Linked DNA regions of Mus musculus: regions 1 and 3 are each linked to region 2. Evidence: chromatin loops called from intact Hi-C (ENCODE). Cell type or tissue: heart. All regions are shown on one strand. Region 1 holds the start of 1700054A03Rik (RIKEN cDNA 1700054A03 gene). Region 2 holds the start of Gm30381 (predicted gene, 30381). Region 3 overlaps Xpnpep1 (X-prolyl aminopeptidase (aminopeptidase P) 1, soluble).

Evidence for each region. Hi-C counts contacts between places; a loop is a spot of excess contacts. Peaks named below come from ENCODE experiments on the same cell type or tissue, not always from the same donor. Only the 100,000 strongest peaks of a DNase experiment are listed, where the experiment ranks them.
Region 1: it touches region 2 in a loop (2.2-fold over the local background); 4 of 42 quality-filtered maps call a loop at or near these places.
Region 3: a loop joins it to region 2, with 2.1 times the contacts of the local background. A loop is called at or near these places in 3 of 42 quality-filtered maps.

The regions. Positions count from the first base shown.
Region 1 is chr19:53,073,786-53,076,285 of GRCm38, reverse strand. The region is part of intron 1 of Gm30234 (a long non-coding RNA gene); the gene reads left to right. 1700054A03Rik (RIKEN cDNA 1700054A03 gene) reads right to left here and starts at 34. Exons shown (of 3, transcript NR_045320.1): 1 at 1-34. In heart, no CTCF peak of the experiment used is centred here; DNase peaks (open chromatin) are centred at 55, 215 and 1,235.
Region 2 is chr19:53,127,418-53,129,917 of GRCm38, reverse strand. It overlaps Gm30381 (predicted gene, 30381), which reads right to left and starts at 1,215. Exons shown (of 3, transcript NR_166769.1): 1 at 910-1,215. In heart, no CTCF peak of the experiment used is centred here; DNase peaks (open chromatin) are centred at 747 and 1,237; H3K4me3 peaks cover 1,051 bases; H3K27ac peaks cover 2,500 bases.
Region 3 is chr19:53,019,196-53,021,695 of GRCm38, reverse strand. All of the region lies in intron 2 of Xpnpep1 (X-prolyl aminopeptidase (aminopeptidase P) 1, soluble), which reads left to right. Among named protein-coding and RNA genes, the nearest start is that of Mir6407, 9.7 kb to the right of the region's middle. In heart, a CTCF peak has its summit at 1,338; DNase peaks (open chromatin) are centred at 1,425 and 1,755; H3K27ac peaks cover 177 bases.

The DNA.
Region 1 (2,500 bases), 54 kb after region 2:
AATCAAGCTGGTTCCGTCTCTATGTCTTAATCATAAGAAGACTGTTTCTTACAGCGCCCGCTGTTGCTAGAGGGCGGGGTTTCACGTAGAGCCCTTTGTGACGAGACGGGAAACCCCAGTTTAAGTGGAGAAGGGCACATATTGGATCAACTAAATGAGAGGCTCGAGGCAGCTGGCTTCGGGTTCAAATGAGGTCAACAGGCTTCTCTTCAACTTTCTCGTTGCCTTCTGTGAGGTTGGCTTTCTTTTTAAGCGTCCAGCTGGTGGGCCCTAGGATGGTGCAGGACCGTAGCAGAAGCACCAGACTTTATAGGGAAGAGAAGATATGGTTGGCAGCTTTCTGTGAGGGCAACCTGTGATGAGTCAATTTTAAGGAAGAAAGGTTGCTTTTGGCTCATGGCTATAGTGGGTTCGACCCTTGGTATTTTGGCCGTCACGGGGGCCCGATGTAACACAAGTACATCCCGGTAGGGACTCATGATGGAAGAGCTGCCTACTTCACCCCTGCTAGGAAATGAAGGGGAAGGGAAGGCTCTCAATATCTCCTTCAAGCCTCCCAGTGTAGCTCCCTATACTAGGCTCTATTTCCTAAGAGTATCACTGCCTCCCAAGAGTACCAGAGACTGGTTCCTGTAATGCACAGGCCTTTGGAGGACTGTCAAGATACAAACTACAGCCAAGAGGTTGACAATTTTTGTTTTTCGTAAAGGTGCCAAATAGGAAATAGTTTAGGATTGGAGGATCATATGGCTTCTGTTGCAACTACTCAGTTCCACTGTATTAGCGTAAAAGCAGCCATAGATCATACGCAAATGAATGAGCATGGCTCTGTTTCAAGACACTTTTATTTACAAAAAACAGGCAGCGGGCCAGAAAGAGTCTGACCTCTGGAACTACAGAATTGTTGGTGGAAAAAGTGTGCTCAGCCAGGGACTAATATTTTTTTGGCTCCTCTCATAATTGGGAGAGATCACATGACTGAGTTAATGCCAGTGGGACACTAGTGGAAATAATGGGGACATTCTGGGGGCCAGAAGTTGTAGTCAGCAAATACAGTCCTTTATGTCCTCGTTACCTCCTGAAGGTGGGTATACAAGACGATGAACTTTCCCCAGGAAAGGTGTCACTGCGCAGACCGTGGAGTTGAGCTGCCAAGTGACCAAGAACACTTGCAGCACGGCGTTAGGCAACTGGCAAATAGATTTCCATTGTGTCTGAGTCATTGCACAACACAGATTAGGGTTGCTTATCTATCTTGAGTAATATAAAAGTGCGTGTATAAAAGGGAGTGAGAATATATACGATACTCCCCAAAGGGCGCTCAGGACTTGTACAATGGGAGAAGAAACAACTCAGAGTAGTGTGTTCAAAACAGAGTGCCTCAGCAAATTGCTACTCTGTAGCACCGAGTTACACATTGTTTCTCTCTGTATAAAATGGGGGGACTCAGGAGGAACACTTTGTCTTATCCAGTTAGACTTGGCTATACGAGTGAGCTATAGCTGAGAACATCTGAGCGGCTGTGATTGAAGCCACTTTCAGGCCAAGAAGCTGGTGTTTTCCGCCTTGATCGAAATCTTCTGCTGTTTGAATATCAAAAACGCTCTCGCTCTGGGCCCTAGGGGACAGTGCAGCCCCAGCATGCAGCCCCTGGGCTCTGCGTCATTACTTGGAGTATGATATGGGTATGGGTGTTTTTCCGGCATTTATATCGGTTTACCACTTGTATGTTTAGTGTCCTTGGAGGTCAGAGGAAGCACCCATTGGATCCCCTAGAACTGGAGGTATAGATGGTTGTGAGCCACCATGTGGGTGCTGGGAATTGAACTGGAGTTCTCTGGAAGAACGGCCAGTGCTCTTAACTGCGGAGCCATCTCTCCATCCATTACCCCATCTCCTTTTAAACCCCTCAAGTCCAACTTGTGCTACCCCGGAGCCCGGTGACATCCTACCGAAGGCTACACCCTTAAAGAATGCCGACTTCTCCTCTCCCAGTAGCCATGGATTTCTAAAAGCTCCTCGGAGCTTGCACAGGTCTTGTGCACCCTGTTGTAACGCAGTGAGTTATATGTGAAAGTACCCTGTTGTGTCTGGAAAGTGCTGTTATTTTGTAGCCACCCACCACCTCATAAACTCTTAGTTTTGAGCAATTGCCACATTTTGTATAGTTGTTGACATAGAGAGTCCACTTAACCACACTGCCAGCTGGTCTGTATTTCAGCCTCACTTTTCCTTGTTAGGTTTTATTGTTTGTTTGTTTGTTTGTTTGTTTGTTTGCTTTTCGAGACAGAGTTTCTCTATATAGCCCTGGCTGTCCTGGAACTCACTTTGTAGACCAGGCTGGCCTCGAATTCAGAAATCCTCCTGCCTCTGCCTCCTCAGTGCTGGGATTAAAGGCGTGTGCCACCACGCCCGGCTCCTTGTTAGGTTTAATATTTAAATCTCCAATCTAGGCTAGAGAGATGGTTCAGCAACTTACCAAATACTGCTCTTGCAAAGG
Region 2 (2,500 bases):
CATTTTACCTGGCTGTGAGCTGCAAGCTAGCCCAGTAGCTTAGCTATGTTGGTGTTCACAAAATGTTTACCTTAGGAACCACATTTCAGTGGCATCCCCAAATACTTGCATTCTTAGTGATATCTATCACCTTAATTCTGAAGACCCCTGAGGTGGAAAGATCATGAGTTCAAGGCCAACCTAATTTTGTGTGTGTGTGTGTGTGTGTGTGTGTGTGTGTGTGTGTGTGAGTGAGTGTGTGTGAGTGAGTGTGTGAGTGAGTGTGTGTGTGAGTGAGTGTGTGTGTGTCTGTGTGTGTGAGTGTGTGTGAGTGTGTGTGTGAGTGAGTGTGTGTGTGTGAGTGTGTGTGTATGAGTGAGTGTGTGTGAGTGTGTTGTGAGTGTGTGTGTGAGTGAGTGTGTGTGTGAGTGTGTGTGTGTATGCAGATACAACACATTGATTAAAGCTCTTGAGAGGGAAAAACCAGTGAAAGAGTCCTGAAGTCTATTCTATGTCATTCGACTTACATAAGGTCCTTAGAGACCAGAATAGGGTCATTTTGTAGGGGCTGACATATGAAGTAAATCGGTTGCCTAGGGGTCGGAACATCCAAAATGACCTCGTGTATTCAGATCTGTGAAATTCCCTTGGCAGCTGCAGCAAGTGCATTTTTGTTTGCACAGCATCTGTTCCTTTTCCGGGGAGAGTGCCCCAAGATCCTTCCAGGAGCCCCTTTTTACTCCATTGGTATGACACTGGCATCCTGCCCTTTTCTGTGATGGGTCCTAAGCTGGACCAACCCGATGTTCCCTCCCTGGCATGTGAATCTGGAGGAGAGAGATACAGAGACTTAAGATCAGAGTTCTGCTCAGGGGAGGTCCCAGAAGAGAATGTGATTAGATAAGACTTCAAAGGTCTCCCAGAACTCACTTGGCACCCTGTCTTTCCCAGGCCAGATTATGCAGTGTTTAACTCAGGAGAAGCAGCTGAGTCTTCCTCTTGCCGTAAATTCCTGTCTTAGTTATGTTAAAGTGGTCTCTCTTGCTTGTCCTATAAGCTATGACCCAGTGGTGTCAATCTTGCAATTTGCAATTAGCGATCGAGATTTCACAAGTCCTTCCTGGGAGCCGGCACACCTTAAGTTTCACCCAAGTGTAAATGTCCGAGAGCAGAGCCTGAACAGGCGGAGACGACAGCCCTGTGGACTGTCATCCCACAGCTCTATGGACTGACAGCAGTCACACCACGAAAGAAGGAAGGAAAAGAAGGGCTGGGTGCAGTCCTTGGAACCCATTTCACAATGCCCTTTGTTTACACATCAGATAGAAACCTCCCTGGAGACTCTCAACGCTTACAGTTTCTATGCAGCTGTCTCAACTATGGAGTCTCTCTCTACCTTTGGATTCTGTGTTCAGAGACAGGCTCATCCAAAGTAGGCCATAACCTAAGACATCAATTTGTGAGCATGAGAACTCAGAGTGTCAAATTTAGTTCTCGTTTCCTTCAGTGGCCCCCAAGGGAAAATAGAACATCCTGCCCTTTTAATCGTTTGGTTACAGCTTTGTCATTTGGTGGCCTCCTCCCCATATCTTCATAACTTGAAGACTCTAAGAAATTAATAACTGTAACAAGAGAACGAGGCAACGTTTCTCAACATCTCCCTCATCATGATGGCTGAAATAGGATGCTGAGCAAAGCCAGCGTTCGGAGTGTCAGCCACACCCAGGGAGAGATAACAAGTGTGTTACAGTTTAACAGGAGTAATAAAAAGGACAGCTAATCACTCGCAGATTGCTCGCCACATTTGCAGAGATCGACTGTTAAAGCCACTCTAATGAACTTTTTATGTTATGTTTTTTAGGAGTGGTTGCTATTTGTGAAAACCAAACATAACAATAACATCCAGATATAAAACTAGACCGATTCTGCCTGGCCAGTTGTCTCATTTCAGATGCAAACAGCAGGAGGTCGTCGTTCTTGTCATTAAAACTCGGAGTACTGTTACTAGCCTTTGCTGGGGACTTGCCTTGTCTAGGAGCCATGTCAAGCTTCTTATTTTATTACTCATTTAACCCTTAGCTTTCTGTCCGGCATTACCTTATTATACCTACTTAGAAACAATGAAACAGGGTGGGGTTTGGGGGTGAGGGTGGGGATAAGCAATTTGCCAGAGATCAAAGAGCCAGGGAGTAGCAGATGTTGGATTGTGAACCCCTGCAACAAAGTGGCCCCCGAATCCTGAATCTCAACCCTTTTTATCTCACCTTTAGCCCGACTTGACTTGGACTTTGAGTGAGTCAGAACCTGGCCTTTCCGTCTATCTGTCCTTGATGTTCTCTCTGACTATTTAAAACTACATTAAAACAAAAATCTCCCTGAACCAGGTAGTCAACTAAGTGGACTTTCTGGGGTTCAGATTGCTTGGATGTTAATTGTTAACTGAGCTGCACGGCTCTAACGGCCTTTACAGCAGTGTACTCACCCGGGGTTTTACACTAAGTTAAATAGTAAGAATTTAAGT
Region 3 (2,500 bases), 110 kb after region 2:
GTCGCTGTGTGGGTTGCTGTTATTGTTACTGCCACCTTTATAGGAGCGAACGAGAGGCCCCTTAGAGTAAAAAACTAGACAAGCCACGACAGAGATGTGACGACACATAAAGGCCTGCACATGTGTCAGGGAAGGGCCAGCCAGCGCCATCCAGGAGGAACTTGTGAGGTGTGTGCAGCCATGTTGTAAGATAGTAAAATACTTAATAAATTAGTCACACCAGGGTATCAGAAGAAATGATCATTTTCACATATCAGTATAAAGAGTATAGGTTACTTTTTATAGGAAGCATTCATATATGGTAGTTTCTATTTATAAAACACCTCAGTCCGAATATGGTTTCGAGCATTTAATCTGTATTTACCTTTCATTAAATTTATAGTTGACAGGGCTGGAGAGAGATGGCTCAGCAGTTAAGAGCACCGACTGCTCTTCCAGAGGTCCTAAGTTCAAATCCCAGCAACCACATGGTGGCTCACGACCATCCGTAATGGAATCCGATACCTTCTTCCAGTGTGTCTGAAGACAGCTTACAGTGTACTCATATACATAAAATAAGTAAAATCTTTTAAAAAGAAGTTATAGTTGACAAAGTAGTCTCACATACCCATGCTGTCCTAAGCATACCTGAAAGGCTTCTACTAACTGAATCTTGGGTATCTGTTTTAGAACTACATTGCAAGTGATTAAAATGAGATAAAATGAAATACAGTTTCAGGCTAGTAAGAAAGTAACATAAAGCCAGGCAGTGGTGGCGCACGCCTTTAATCCCAGCACTTGGGAGGCAGAAGCAGGCGGATTTCTGAGTTCGAGGCCAGCCTGGTCTACACCATTAGTTCCAGGACAGCCAGGGCTATACAGAGAAACCCCTTTTTCGAAAAACTGAAAAAAAAAAAAAAGAATAAAGTAACATAATAATAAACTACTTTTCAAGTGCTCAGGACCACCTGTGGTGAAGCTCTCGTCATTTACAGCATCGGTCTGTATGAGTGTGGAATGTATTCCTAGCTGAGAGATTTCTAAGACAGCAGGATCAAGGAAGTGCAGTTAGTTGGACTATGGGCAGTTAGAATTTGGAGAATACTGGGTAAAGAGAGACAGAGACATAGAAAGCACACCTTGGGCACATTAGTCAAGGCCATCCACCTGTCATTCTTTCCTGCCGGTGACCTTGACCCCCATAGTCAGGAGTTTTTGAGACTCTCTTACAGCCCAAACTTGGTATCATAGTGGAGGATAACTCTGAATGGGCAATCCTGCCAGCCAGGATTGCAGTGTCCCACCCTGTCTGGCTGAGATGAGGTCTGGTTAGCAGGAACAAGAAGGCAGTATGACCAGTAGGGGCGCTCTTGAGTGTGGATCGGAGGAGGGAGAACAGAGAAACCAGGGGATCCCCGAATCTGGGTGAGAGGTTCTGAAATTGAGCATCGGTGCCCTAAGTGTGAACTGTGCAGGCAGAGAAGACTCAGCGGGTGTGGTCCAGGGGTGATGAGGACTGCACCAGCAGAAGTGCATTTCCTCTTTCAGTTCCTGTGGAGAGGCACTGCATTGTTGGGGTAACTCCATTAAGTGGGGCTCTGTGTCCTTGCCAGGCCTCTGGGGACAGGGAGGAAGGGCTGCTTTGTGTGTGACCTGCTCAGCGGCCTCCTCAGCAATAGAAAGGCTCTGTTCTCTGCGACTCCTGACTGTTACATTTCAGCCTGATTCAAGGTTGGTGGAATTCCTCCTAGGCGTGGAGAACGGAGGGCGGGCGTTATGAAGGGGAATCTTGAATTCTGTCCTTTGTGTACTTTCCAAAATACAAATACACCCACACTGTTCCCTAGTGGAGATGAACCAGACGAGCCCCAAGTGCAGGGTTATGCAAGGACCTGGCACTTGAGTGGTCAGCCTCTCTGGTTCTCTCTAATCCCAGAACAAGGCCCCAGGAGCCTTTACAGAGGTGATCGGTAAATGCTTTCCTGTGCTGTCTCAGGCAGATTCCGGGATCCCTGGGCATCCGCAGCTTCAAGCCAGGACAGCCACTGGATGGGGCCAGGGCTTTCTTTCAGAAATCCTATCTTTCTTCTTATCTGAAAGGCCCTGTTCTTTGACTTGGCCTAGACAAAGGGTCACATTCTGTCGAAGCGAATTTGTTAATATGAGGCTTTGGCGGGGTATGTGGTTCTCTTTCTGGAAGTCACGAATCAGATTTTCCTAAACTGTATTTTTTTCTCCTGAAAAATCATACCTCCTCAAATCGGCCTCCTGTTTTGTTTCTTAAACCTTATTTTTTAAAAGCTATTTTATTTTTTTAAAGATTTATTTATTTATTTTATGTGTGTGAGTGCACTATAGCTGTACAGATGGTTGTGAGCCTTCGTGTGGTTGCTGAGATTTGAACTCAGGACCTACAGAAGAGCAGTCAGTACTCTTACCTGCTGAGCCATCTTGCCAGCCCTTGTTTCTTAAATTTAATCCTGGGGCAGAGAGGTGATTTTATCCACTGGTTCATTAGAGC